2 separate regions of the Mus musculus genome follow, and region 1 is linked to region 2. Evidence: chromatin loops called from intact Hi-C (ENCODE). Cell type or tissue: heart. All regions are shown on one strand. Links, peaks and the distances in the headings refer to the core of each region. The heading gives the core; the rest is flanking DNA. Region 1 has its middle 4.0 kb from the start of Gm36660. Region 2 overlaps Gm51985 (a long non-coding RNA gene).

Region 1 (7,007 bases), core at 2,883-5,382, 160 kb after region 2:
TTGTGGCATATGCCTTCAATCCCAGCACTCAGGAAGCAGAAATAGGAAGCACTTTGTGAGTTCAAGGCCAGCTTCATCTACATGGTGAGGTCCAGAACAGTCAGGATTACACAGAGAAACCCTGTCTTAAAAAGCCAAAAAATAAAAATAAGTCTTTCAAAAATGGGCTAATGATCTGAACCTACACTTCTCCATGGGAAACATATGTGCTCAACAAATATATGAAGAAGAAAGTTAGCCAATGTCACCAGCCATCAATATAGTACAAAGCATAACTTCAATGGGAAAACATTTCACCCCAACTAAAATGGGGTGAAACAAACAACAAAAATAACAAAATGCTGGCAAGTATATAGAGAAAGAGGGACTCTTATGGAGCAGATGTGAATTGGTCAACTGTTATGGAGAACAGTACAACAGTTCCTCAAAAAATAAAAAACCAGAAATAAACAGAAAACCTACCACATGATCCAGCTGTCCTACTGTTGTGTGTGAATCCAAAGGAAATAAAGAGAAGGCTATACCTTCCTTCACATTCATGCTTACTTTGACACTGTTATAGCAGTCAAGATAGGGAATCAGCCTCAGTGCTCATCAATAGATGAATGAATAAAGAAATTGTGGTATATATCACAATGGAGTATTATATAGCCATAGAGAAAAATCAAAATCATGTCATTTACAGCAAAACTAGATGAAATTGAAGGACATCACATTGTCAAATTAAGCAAACACAGAAAGATAAACACCACACACTCTCCCATGTGAAGTCTGGGGGAAAGTTGTTTTGAATAAAGAATAGCCATGAAGATGTTGGAGGGAGTGGCTGGAGAGGTGAACAAAGGGAGCTTGCATTTGACAAGCTTTTGCTGTGTGTGTGTGTGTGTGTGTGTGTGTGTGTGTGTGTGTGTGTGTAGAAATAAAACATTAGCACTGTGGTGGTTTGAATATGTTTGGCCCAAGGAGTGGCATGATTAGGAGGTGTGGCCTTGTTGGGGGAAGTATGTCACTGTGGGGGTGGGCAATGAGACCCTTTTCCTAACCACATGGAAGCCAGTTTTCTCCTAGTGGCCTTCAGATGAACTCTTCAGATATAGAACTCTCAGTTCCTCCTGCACCAAGCCTGCCTGGACCCTGCCATGCTCCTGCCTTGATGATAATGGACTGAACCTCTGAACCTGTAAGCCATCCCCAATTAAATATAATTGTCCTTTATAAGAGCTTCCTTGGTCGTGGTGTAAGTTCACAGCAGTAAAACCCTAAGACAAACACCCAAGAGTATGTACAATTATATATGCTAATTCAAAATCTAATCAAATAAACACCTTTTTAAAATTCATGAGCTTGGACCTCATTGCCTGCAACAGAACAGACTTAAAGACCTTTCCCATGGTTTGGGCTAGGGATGTAGCTCAGTCGGTAGGATGTGTCTAGCATACACAAGGCCCTGGATTGGATCCCAAACACCTCAAACTCATCTGTAGTCCCAGCACTTGAGAGAAGATCAGGAGTCCAAGGTCATCCTTACCTACATAACAAATACATAGTGGGCTAGGCCTGAGTCAAACAACAAAGAAAAGCTTTCCATGTCGCTGGCTTTGTTACTGTTCATTGGGAGAGTATTGGACTCTTTGTCCTAGACAGAATAAATTTGCCCATGTGGTATGCTTTGACCAATGAGGCATGTGTAGAAGTGACAGCTGCTTACCTATGGTGACATTGTATGGTGACTGGGTAGTTCGTCTTATCATGCTCTTTGCCCTACTGTTTATGAAACTGTGTTCCAAACTGATATGTACCACAGTCACTCCACTAAATGAAAAATGATAAGTTGGACTGCAGAGGCGACGCTACAGTAAAGATCATGGCTGTTCTACCAGATCAATTCCCAGTACCCACATGGTGGCTCACAACCACCAGTGACTACAGTTCTAGGGGATCCAACACCCTCTTCTGTCCTCCACAAGCACTAAATTCACAAGCTATACACAAACAAGCCTGCTGGCAACACCCCTCAACACATAAAACAAACAAGTTATAACCATAAGAAAAACCTTTGAACTGTTGCCAGCTCATAACGACTTAAAATATTGTTGGAAAATAACCTTTTTGTCACCAGAGCACATCTTGAGTTCATGTTTGTTGGCTAGATGTGGCCCAGGAAAATTGATCTTCTTTCTGTTTATTTCTCTTTGGCTTCTACTGAGGAATGATTGGGCCATGGAGACAACAGTGGGAGAAGTGCAGAGAAGGGAAGTCATTCTGTGAATGACTTCACCCTGTGACAGGAACCTGGCATTTTATCCGCTCGTTTTACCTCTGCTAAGATTAAAATCAGGACCCCATAGAATGGAACACAGGGCTCCCAATATAGGAGCTAGAGAAAGTACCCAAGAGCTGAAGGGGTCTGCAACCCTGTAGGTGGAACAACAATATGAACTAATCAGTACCCCCAGAGCTCATGTCTTTAGCTGCATATGTAGCAAAAGATGGCCTAGTCAGCCATCATTTGGAAGAGAGGCCCCTTGGTCTAGCAAACTTTATATGCCCCAGTATAGGGGAACCCCAGGGCCAAGAAATAGGAGTGAGTGGGTAGGGGAGCAGGGTGGGGGGAGGGCATAGGGGACTTTTAGGATAGCATTTGAAATGTAAATGAAGAAAATATCTAATAGAAAAAAATATGGGAAAAATTTTTAAATTTTTTTTTTTTAAAAATCAGGACCCCTTTCGATACTATTGAACACAGCTGAGTAACATTATCATTGTACATATGTCGTTGATTGACTGATGGATTGGGAGACAAGGTGACTTTTGGTAAAGTGCAATGACAATCTGCCAAGAGCCCTGGTCCCCTAAACACCAGTACAATACCATTCCTGACACAACCTTAGACTTCTTCAATTCACATAGTAGACATGTCTGCCAGAGAGGCTCCTGACTCCAGGACCACTGGAGAGAAGCCTGCTACCAGGAGGGCCAGAAGGGCCTGATTGCCTACTGGATCCCAGCCTCCAAGGGCAGTGGTTTGAGGAGAGCCTTGTTCTCTGGCTTGTTGGTCTTACACTAGCTTCAGACCCTTCGTGGAATTGTCCCTTCAACCAGGAAAGTCAACGATACTCACCTAAGAAGATTTTAACTCTACCTAGGTCTGAGCAATGGCAGATAAATACAGTCAGTCCTCTGCAGCAAAGATGAGGGAACACAGAGCACCTTTGTGGTGCCTGAGGCCAACTGCATGCAGCTACTTCTTTCTCCACTTTACTGAAACAAAGTGAAGAACTGGGATCCCCCAGGGAGCTCTCCCTTGAGAAGGTCTCCAACCAACCTCCCAAAAGGGCTCCTCCTGGGGCCTCACTCCTTCCACTAATCAAGGTTTCCTCTGTTTCTTCTGTATCCCATAGGTGCAAGTAGGTTTTGGGAGACATTTATTCATTCAATTCCTGAACAAGACAAGTTAGGATCATCTCCTGTATGTCTAGGCTGTCCATCTACAGCTATCTCAGCACAGCACATCCATAGTCAGTGCCCCTCTGCATTGGTACCTGGATATTGGACTATTGTCCATCCATAGAAGAATCCTCCTAGCCTAGCACAGCCACTCAGACACAATTGCTGTTGGTCTTTACTAGTTCGGCTTGATGTTTTGCATGCTTTCTGCTTGGCTGGTTTTTATGCCACAGCTCCCTTCAGAAGGTCTCCAATTCTACAGATGAAAAATTTAAGGCTCAGAGAAGTGAGATGCCTTGACCAAGGTCACCTATTTTACAGAAGGCAGAGAGGGCCACGAGATTAACTCAGGTCTATCTGGTACCCAAAACCATGAATTCTTCTAGATCAGCTGCCTCCAAAATCTCAGAGTACAAGTAACACGGGAAACCCTCTGGGTCCGGGGCTACAAAGACCATTTTCTCTCTCTCTCTCTCTCTCTCTCTCTCTCTCTCTCTCTCTCTTACACACACACACACACACACACACACACACACACACACACACTTTTCCTACCCACCATTCCACCAGAGAAGCCCAGTTCTTCTGGGACCCAGATAGGGGTCTCAAAGCCCAAGCACAGAACTTTCTATTGCTGTTCTGGGAGCATGGGAAGCGGGTGTTTTTCTTCCTGGAGGCCTGGGTGGCTGTTTCCTACCGTGATCTGCCCTGGAGAATGGCCGGAAGAAGTGGCTTCCGGCTGAGGCAGTCTCTTCCCACCCAACAGAAAAAAAAAAGGATTTTTTTTTTAATCCAAAGTAGCAACTACTTTGCTTTGCACTCGGACAGTGAGAAAGAGTCAGGAATGGATGAGCTTGGGGGAGTTATTACATTTGCTTTTAGTATAATTGATCTGATTAATTGTATGAGTTCACATTTGTGTGAGTTCACACTTAATAATGGTTGACTCACAAAATACCTGGACATTTAGCAATCTGCTCTCATGAGCCAATACAATAAAGAACCAATTACTTCTTAAGGCTGTTGTAAAACTAATGGGATAATGCCCATGTCCTCTAGCCGGGTGCTGGAACCAGCTGAGCCATATTGGGCAAATTTCCTAACCACTCTGTGCTTCAGGTCTTGGCCATCTCTAAAACGAGGCTGTTGCCCGAATCATAAGTGAGTGTGCATATGAAGAACCACAGTGAGACCTGGTGACAATAGTGCTCACAAAGGTACAGGCACTGTCCTGGGCAGCCCCTCCCAGCCTGTACAAAGCTGGTATGCAAAGCATTTCCCTTGCCTCCACCTCATCTGAGCCCCACTCCTGTCGCCCAGCAGGTGGTTGCTGATATTCCTCCAGGCGCTTCCAGAAGAGGGTAATCTAGCCGAGGCAAGCGAGAGAAAAATTACCTAAGAGTTCTGTGAGCGAAGCAACAGCAAAGCCCGTTGTTGTGGGGGCATATGGGAGATACCCAGTGAGCCTTTCAGATAATGAGAGTTAAATTTCATCGAACAGCCCCACTACCTGCCCGAGGGGACTGACCCATCTCTGGATGATCTGGACTGTGTCTGGAAGCAGCTGCTATAAATGAGTTCTCTGCACGAATTTGAAAGGTAAACAGAAAGGCATAGCTCCTGCAGTGTGCTTTCTGCTACCCAGCAGACAGATGCAAGTTGCCATTCTCCCTGCTCTGATTCTTTCCTGGAGATGGACAACAGGTGGCGATGGCCCTATCAACCCTGTGGCTGCCCAAACTTCCTGCAGTGTTTGTGCTGTGGAAGAGGAGAGGCTCCTACGCTGGTCAGGGTAGGCTGGAGGGGTGGGAAGGTTTCACAGGATGAGGGGATAAGGAAGGGAGATTGAGGCTGACTCCTTGCTAAGTATGGCTGGAAGGTGTATGACATTGAGGGATGGCAACTGTTGATCCTCAAAATTATTTCCTCTCAATGCACTGCTTGGGCACATAGAAAACTAACAATGAGGTCTGATGGTAAGTAAGAGTGTTGGGTTTACAGCCCTAGTGCCTCCATCACTCTGGGCAATTCTCCTGGCTCACAATGGCTATAAAGGGCAATTTCAAGATATCCAGAAAGTGGTACCTAGACCATGAAGAAGGTCCCTTTGGGTTCCAAGGCAAATCACAACACCACAGGTAAGAACTCTTCAGGCAGACCACCTTTGACCCCTAAACATTTGCACTCCACCTGCTTAATTTACACTTGACTTCCCAGGTAGAGATAATCCAAAAATCCCTCCTGTCTTGGAAGGGAGGGACTTTCTTTAACATTGAAGATAAGGAGGCTGGATTTCCATAGTGGAGTGCCTAGCATGCAGAAGGGTCTACATCCAGTCAAAAGCAATGACGACAAATTAAGTTGCCAAAACACAAATTGCCCATCCTTGACCTAGCTTCAGATAACTCAGCTCTTTTCTGCTCTCTGTCCACAAGGCCACTGCTGCAGGAAACACACATTGCATGCGACCCATCAAAAATGACTGCACTCTTAAAGCAGCCCAAGGAGATGAGATCTAAAAGTAGCCAGGAAGGAGGTAACACAGGATAGATACTTTCCCATCCTTGAGGCAGAGAGCTCCTGACTCCTGTGTTTAAAATAGCAGAGCACACACTGGTTTTGATTGTCTACCCATGATCATAAGATGCCAAAGGGCATGGACCATGGTAGATTATTGCAAAAATAGCTATGTGTGTTCCTCTTCCTGAACTTGCCCTCCTGAACACGACTTCGCAGTTGTTCCTATCAAGGGGACTCTTTCCTTACCCCATGACTCTGGGCTTGCCTTGTGACTTTGGCCAACAGAGGTTGATGGAGGTGGTGTGCCAGTTCCAAGTCCAGCAATCCAGACCTCTTGCCTGCCCACCCTCACTCTCTTGGAGTGCATGGCCACCCTGAGAACAATTCCCAGCTAGCCTGCAAGATCATGTGAACAGGGATGAGCTGTCCCACAGAGGCTGTCTTAAATTCCACAGCTCCCAGCCATTGGCCTTCTGACCACAGAAACACAATTAAGCCCAGCTGAGTGCAGCTGAGCCCAGCTCAAGTTGTCCACTGAATGGAAAGCTAAATAAATGGTTATTTCAGGTCCTAATTTGATGAGATATTCTATTATATAGCAAAAGCTAACTGTCTCAGGGCAGGGTTAGCTCCTCTACAAAAGCCCTGGAGTCCAATGGCGATGCCAACCTGTGCTGACACAGTGGGCACAGAAGCAGTCACAGACCCAGATCCCAACCCCTTCCTTCACACCATTTTGGTGTACAGCTGTCCAATTCTTTTTTTTTTAATTTATTTGCATTGGTGTTCTGCCTCTATGTATGTCTGTGTGAATGTGTCAGACCCCCCCCCCGAAATTACAGATAGTTGTGAACTGGAATATGGATGCTGGGATTTGAACCTGGATTCTTTGGAAGGAAAGGCCAGTGCTCTTAAATGTTAAGCCATCATTCCAACCCCACATCTGTCCAATTCTAATTGCCAGACCCTATGTCTGTCCATGGGTTCTCACCACCCTCATAGATGCCGAAAAGTGCCAGGCAGCCTTCAACCAATGACTG
Region 2 (7,007 bases), core at 2,019-4,518:
CCAAGTTTGAATTGAGAATTTGGAATCCCCAAGAAATCCAGTTAGTATGTGGTGGCCTAGAGATAGCTAATCATAGACTGGATTTAGGCCCTAATCCCACCTTGTGCTAGAAGTGGCCTTTAAAGTTTTAAATTATATTTGTATTCAGTGTGTGTGTGTGTGTGTGTGTGTGTGTGTGTGTGTGTGTGTGGTATATGTAGCATAATACACATCTAGAGGTCAGAAGACAACTTAAGGGAGTTGGTTCTTTCCTTCCATCACATGGGTCCTGGCCATCGAACTCAGGTCTTCAGTTTTGGCATCAGGCTCCCTCACCTGATAAGCCATCTTAGCAGCCTTAAAAAGGGTCTTAAGCACAAGCATGTAAACACTTAGGCTTTGAGTCCTAGCCCCTCACACTGCCCTTGGTCACCTCCAAAGCCCGAGAGTATGCACACCAATGCCACGACCTGCCTGCTTTAGCAGACCAGACTTCAATTAATTAGGGCCCTCCACTCAACTGAGTTAAGCTCAGACACTTGGCTAGGAAATTTCAGAATCTGAAAGCCAGGTCCGACAGTGTGCTCTTGGTGAATCTGTTCCTTCATCCCAAGAGTACTCTGGCTGTGACTGGAACATACGGACCACAGCGTGGGCCAATCTTATAAGCAGACCAAAGCCAAAGCCTGGTAGGCATGAGGTCAGCCAGTGGGAATTCAGGAGATGAGCTCAAGAATGGGTCTTCCTGGTGCTCTATGCCTCTTGCTGCCAGGACTGGGTGTCAGCCTACCACCTCGTGCTTCCACACAGGTCCCTAATGTGTCCTGTAAGTGTCACCATCCTAGGCTCCCAACACAGCGGATGTTTCCTTTCTCTCTCACTCCTTAACTCTAATTTCCACCCTCCTGTGCCACTTGGCTGACCTCCTTGGCAGAGAGGTAAGGAAAGGACAAGTCTCTGGAGGTTCAGGTCCCGTGTCCCCCCCCCCCCACCACCACCACCACCGAAACTCAAGTCTCCCTGAGGCCACATGAGCAAAAGGCCAACAGTCCTGCTCTCGCTGATCACTGACCTGGTTTCCTTTCACCTCTTCTGGCTGGGCTGTTGGTGAATGTCACTCCAAGCAGGGTCACTCATTGAAATCACCGCTGGGAACAGGTCTCTCCTCTCCTGCTCCTTGTGGCACAAGACAGGCTTCACTATAGTTCCCAGAGTCCTCCCTGCCCCTCACAAGCTGGCCTTCTTCATAGGTTCTCCTCTCCCCCAGTACTTGGGTCATAGTCCCCACTCAAGAGGCTGTTCTTATTTCTATCTAAATCCTTCAAAAATGAAAAATTTTTGAAGTTGTGTTTGAAGCCTCCCTGCAACGAGACACATCCCTATCCTGCCCAGCACATCTGTGAGTCCCTTCCCACACTTCATGTCTCACACTGTAGGTTAACGTCTCGTGCCTTCCATTTGACCCAAAGGATGACGTACATGTACTTTTGGTATAGCATTTGTAATCTCTCCTTCCTGAATAAAATTTACAGAAGGGACCTTAAGCCTGCCATAGTCCACACTTTCCAAAGATGGAGAGGTGAAGAGTCATAACTTACCCAGGCTAGAGGTTTGAATTTGGCAGAGCTGAGTATGACACTCAAATCATACTCAACTTCTCCACCCAATCTAGGACCTACCCACGACCCCCTGCTGCCTCTCTACATAGAGCTATACCATCCCTGGGGTTCTCGGCTGTCACAAAGGGCAAGCACAGGACATTCTCATCAACTGGGCAAATGGTGCTTTTCCATTTACCAGCAGGACAAAGCCTGCTGCAGCACCCCGCCTCTGACCCTCAGAGCGCTGTATGTTTCTCAACTTCTTTGCATTTTAATATCCACCAGGCAAAACAAGTAATGAACAGGGGTAGGGGGGAGGGGGGGCACTTGAATTTTCTCAGACCAGCTTTAGTTCCCTGCTGGCTGCATGTGAGTACCTCCCTTTTCTTCAAAGTGAATAAGCCCCATGCCCGCTCCCCATGGCAGGGAGGCCAGCTCCTTCTGCAGGCAGCCCTTTCCATTTTCAGAGATGCCCTGCGACGTTACTCTCCCTCAGAAGCTGCCGCAAAGCCCCAGGCAGAAGCTGGTAGGGACAGAGGAAGCAAGCAACCAAGGCACTTTGGGAATCCATGGGACTAAACAAGACAACCTGGGAGTTGAAAAGCAGGGAGGAGCAGAGCAGTGAGACACCCCCACCCCCCTACCCCTCGCGCGCTTCTCCCTCCCCTACTTGAAGCAAATGCTCTGATTCAATGTCAGTCTAACAGGGCAGAGCAAACATTCCTCACCACCACCACCACCATTGTCTTGCTCAGGCAAGGAAGAAAAACAGAATAATGAGCCGCGTTTGGGCGGTGTCACCCAAGCAGCCAGGAAGACGTGGGCAGACGCCTGGTCAGGCCAGACTTTCTCTGTTTCTGGTAGAGATTTTATAAATATTCGGGGAGTTTGATCTGAGGTTGTTGGTGGGGAGGCGAGAAGAGCTGCCTGCGGGAGGGGGAGATAACTCAGTCCCTGGGGGTTCTTGGCCCTCTCTGAGGCCTGCTTTTCATTAGTGTTACCAAGACAACCGCTCATCTGCTGCAGAGCTCATCACAGCCTGCAAAGCACCCTCAGCATGGTCTGCTTCCTGCTTTGCTAGTGAAGCTCCATAGCAAATCCACCTTCTTCCAGGACACTGCCCTTCACCCCATGGTCCTCCAGCCTGGGAAAGAAAAGATCACTAAAAAGGGACAGGAAAGTGCTATGGTGACTTTCTAAGGCTCGAATGGACAGGCAGAGCTGTGATGGTCCTGTTACCAGGACGGTAATTTGCTGAGCATTGTTCTAAACTAGAGTCAGGATCCTTGAGTAGGTAACAAAACTCTAGGGCAAGATCCTGGGTCCAGTGTCTTTTTCTGTGCATCTCAATCTTTGTGCCCCTCCCCCCCATACAGCCACCTTTCCCCTCCATACACACTTTGATTTGATTTTCTTGCTAAGCAAACACATACAATGTTCCCAAGCCTTCCTGGTCATTGTATGGGTAAGTCCCAGACGCTCATGCAAGTGTGAATACACATGGATTGAACCTAGATGTCCAGTGGGTTGCAGAAGGACTGTCAGAGGAAAGGGAGGAAGGACACTGGGTGGGAAGGGACTCGTGTGGGCAAAGCAGTATTTTAATAAGCAAGCCAACTCCAAGAGACCCGAGGTCAGGCAGGGAATGGATACCCATCACTACAATCCCTGCAGACTGCTAGTTACTGGATAAAAAGTCAGCTCCCTCTAGCTGTGAGCTCCACAGAGCCAGCAGCCAGGGAGTCCCACTCTTGGGCTGCATGCCAGTATCCAGCAGGATGCCTATACCCGGATGGCCTCTTAACATGGGTTGTCAGAGAAACCCTTCTGTAGAAGCAAAAGAGGACAAGAGAGCCATAAAGATCCTTCTGGGACTGGGGCATTTGGAGGAGGGGGGTCATCTTCCTAGCCTAGTTTTATGCTTTGAAGAAAATCCGGACCCCAGGCCTCTCCTAGACCCTCCTTATTGTGGAATGCAGCTCACTCCAGCCCTCTTGAAAGAATTGGACTCTGAAATCCAGAGCTAGCCCTGATGAAATGAAGACTCTGGACTAGAACTAAAAGGCCAGAAGATTCATATTCTCTCTCTCTCTCTCTCTCTCTCTCTCTCTCTCTCTCTCTCCAGTTCTCTTAAATGGAGTAGAACCAGGAACTCTAGCCACTCTAGTTATCAGGGCTCACACAAAGCATCTCCTTGCCTTAAAATAAATAAATAAATATTTCATATATTTTAATATATAATTGATTTTAAACACACACATATATGATTCTGAGCGCGCACGCGTGTGTGTGTGTGTGTGTGTGTGTGTGTGTGTGTGTGTGTGTGTGTGCTCGAGCACATAGACAGACACAGACAGACAGACAGACAGACAGACACACACACACACACACACACACACACGTATATAAAACAGGATCTTATAGTCCAGGGCACCTCAAACTCTCAGAAAGGCTCCTGCTTTAGCTTTCCAAATGCTGAGCTCATAGGTTTGAGCACTCATACCTATGCAGACAGGCCTCACACTGCCTTGTTTCTTGCTTCCACTGAGATTGAAGCAGCAGACTCTTAATTTGTTTGCTGGTCAGGGGTGGGGCGATTCTCTCCATCTTGTGAGAGAGACCATCTGAAAGAGATTTCATCACATCCATCTCCTGAGATAACAAAATCATATCAAAGTCTTATCCGAGCCCCCAGGGTGCAGCTGTCTCCTGTCATGGCCTTCTGATCCTCACTGAAGAGGTCCCTGCTGGCATCTGTGACTCAGTCCCAGTGTTGGGGTTTAACAGGCAGCCAAGTGAGACCATGTGGGACCAACTGCATGCTGTGGGCTCCTTGGTCCATCCTAGATCCTGGTGGGAAAGCTTTACTCCAGAGAAAGAGTGACACCAACCCAAATGGCTGTCAGAGTGGAGTGTTAAAGAAGATGGTAGGGTCCTGGAGTCTGCCTCCTGCTTGTTCCATGAAGAACCACAGACCCCACTGGATCAGGGAGTGAGCTTGCAGGGGCCCACTAGGTACCATAACACACATCACAGTCTGTGATACAGTGGTACTCAGAAAAGAGCCTTACAGATTTTGGTTCCAGTTTTGCACTTGGCAATATGTGGCAGAAGGAGAAGTGAGCCCTCTGCCTGCAGCTCCCTCTCTTTAGGGTAGGTGTGATACTACCTACCCCGTGGGGTTGATGGAGGCAGGGGACCCACACCGGCAGGCCCCAACCTCATGAATGATAGCATCCCAGAATTGTTCAAGGACCATTAATAGTAGTAGCCTTTCCTACCCTGATGTTGGGGTTTCAGCTTTTCCTCTAGCTGTCACATTTGTGTGCTGTCTGTGAGTATTATTAGCCCCCTAGTCATGAACCCTGTTTCCAACTGTACCCATGTATACTTTCATCTCAATGTGAAATATGGGTCCCAGGGAGCTGTCTAATGTAGACAACATAGCTATGTCGATGAAAGTTCCAGGCCTGGCCAGCCTGAAGGGGAAGCTCCTAGAAGAGAAATCAAATCTAGCCTTCCCAATGGAGTCTTCCAGAACCTTCCCCACTTCCCACAAGCAAGTAAAGTGGGGTCTGGTTTTCATCTCGTTCACTACCTGTGTTTCCTTGAGAGACAGCAGGATGTTGTTGCCATGACAGTGGTGTGTATGTGGAGCTGGGGGGAGGGTGGGGGGGCTTGGTAGTTTCCCTGAGGAGGTGGCATGCTCTGTGGCTGTGGTTCCATCTGTACACCTAGGCAGATGATATGGAGCATAGAGATAGATGAATGAGCCACAGGGGATGGGAGGTGGGGGGGACGGACTCTCGAGGTTTGCATGAATGCTGGGCTGATTGAGCACAGCTGTTCCCTCGGCAGTGCTTGGCTGCTGCTGCTTTTCACATTCATTTCATGGGAGGACAGAGAGGCAGCTCCTTGGATGGTTCTTGGAGTGTATGACTGGGAGACCTGGGAGTCCCTTAACAGTGTCTGGCCTCAGTTTTCTTCTGGAATGTAGTATTCATACAAGAACCTTCCTGAAGACCGATACATATATATATATATAATTTCCCCCCAACAGCAATGGCACATTTGCCAGAGGGTTAAATGAGGTGCTACTTAGCAGGAATGTGGCACAGAGAGTATTATCTGGTTGAGAGATGGGACCTGCCATTTTGGTAACTGTCAAAATGGGCAAGCCTGAGATAGTTGGCTCAAGCTGAAGGCACAAATAAGAGAAGGTGCTACAATTTGCAAAAATTAAACAGAGCCCCCAGCTCCTGAGATCAGCAGCTCCTCCCTTCCCCCTCCTTCAGCTGCAGAAGTTTAGACATGTGGTTCCCCAGGCTGCCCCAGTAAGCTAAAGCTTTAAATAAATACACACTCCAAACTGCCGTGCCATCTCTGCCCCCTGGCTGCCCCAGGCTCCTCCCTCTTCTTTCCTCTCTTGCCAGGAGCCAGGCCAGGTGGAGCTCTGGAGAAGGTATCCCTTCTGCTTGCACGTATGCTGTCCCAGGGGCCTGCGCAGGACACAAGGGGCATCCTGATCCAGTGCAGACTCTCCTCTTCCTGGGTTTGTTAGGAGCCTGACCGGCCCTGAGTCTTATGACTTCAACAGATGTTTCTGCTTAAGGAGTCCTGGCATCTTTACGGCCTGTTTTTTCCATTCTTGCCTCTCTTCCTCTGTCCCAGCGGCTCTGAACACAATTTAGACTTCATTTTCTTTCTAATGGTTACAGGGATAGAAAAGGCTAGGTTTGGGTTTAGGTTTTTTGCTGCTGTTGTTGTTGTTTCTTCTTCTTTTTCTTAACTTTTTTTTCTTAGCTCTTCTACACACACACACACACACACACACACACAGACAGACACACACACAGAGAGAGAGAGACTTCCATAGGTCTATGTTCCCAGTGTATGTTACTATCGAAGCAACATTGTTACATTGTGTTTCAAAGTCTCCTTTCCCATCTACCCATGCCTCGTATTCTTTGCTGTCCATCCCACCTAGATTACCGCAGGACTGATTGGAGTGTCCACTCTGATGTTGGTTCTGAAGGTTTGTAACCATCCCGGCCTAATGCCTGTCTTCCAATAAAGCATAAGGAGCCTCGCTACTGTCTATCAGAGTCTGGGGAGGCTTCTGCAGGTCAACAAGACTGACAGTTCCCCCCAAACTCTGTCTAGCTAGCCTACCTCTCTGGGCTCAAGGGGGGTGGGGGTGGGGGGCGGAGTTGACAGTTGTTACAAATGGAACCAGTTTTCCATGGGCAGGTTGCAGGCTTGCAACCAGCCCAACCACTCTTCAGATCACACCTGTAATTCCCTCTCACCTGCTGGCATGACTGGATGTTCCCAGTCACTTCCCCTGCAGGGCTTAGAGTGACCTATCCCAGGACCTCGGCTCATGATTTGTGTACGCCCCGGGCTGAGAGCTGTTCATTACCTGCC

Evidence for each region. A loop is a pair of places that touch in the nucleus more often than their neighbours do. Peaks named below come from ENCODE experiments on the same cell type or tissue, not always from the same donor. Only the 100,000 strongest peaks of a DNase experiment are listed, where the experiment ranks them.
Region 1: it touches region 2 in a loop (1.8-fold over the local background); 3 of 42 quality-filtered maps call a loop at or near these places.

The regions. Positions count from the first base shown.
Region 1 is chr12:80,086,567-80,093,573 of GRCm38, forward strand. No RefSeq gene overlaps it. Among named protein-coding and RNA genes, the nearest start is that of Gm36660, 4.0 kb to the left of the region's middle. In heart, for the core only: no CTCF peak of the experiment used is centred there; DNase peaks (open chromatin) are centred at 4,145 and 4,765; H3K4me3 peaks cover 338 bases; H3K27ac peaks cover 2,253 bases.
Region 2 is chr12:79,923,084-79,930,090 of GRCm38, forward strand. All of the region lies in intron 1 of Gm51985 (a long non-coding RNA gene), which reads left to right. The region is part of intron 2 of 9430078K24Rik (RIKEN cDNA 9430078K24 gene); the gene reads right to left. Among named protein-coding and RNA genes, the nearest start is that of 9430078K24Rik, 9.7 kb to the right of the region's middle. RefSeq lists an enhancer at 679-3,769. In heart, for the core only: a CTCF peak has its summit at 3,299; DNase peaks (open chromatin) are centred at 2,568 and 3,328; H3K4me3 peaks cover 815 bases; H3K27ac peaks cover 2,230 bases.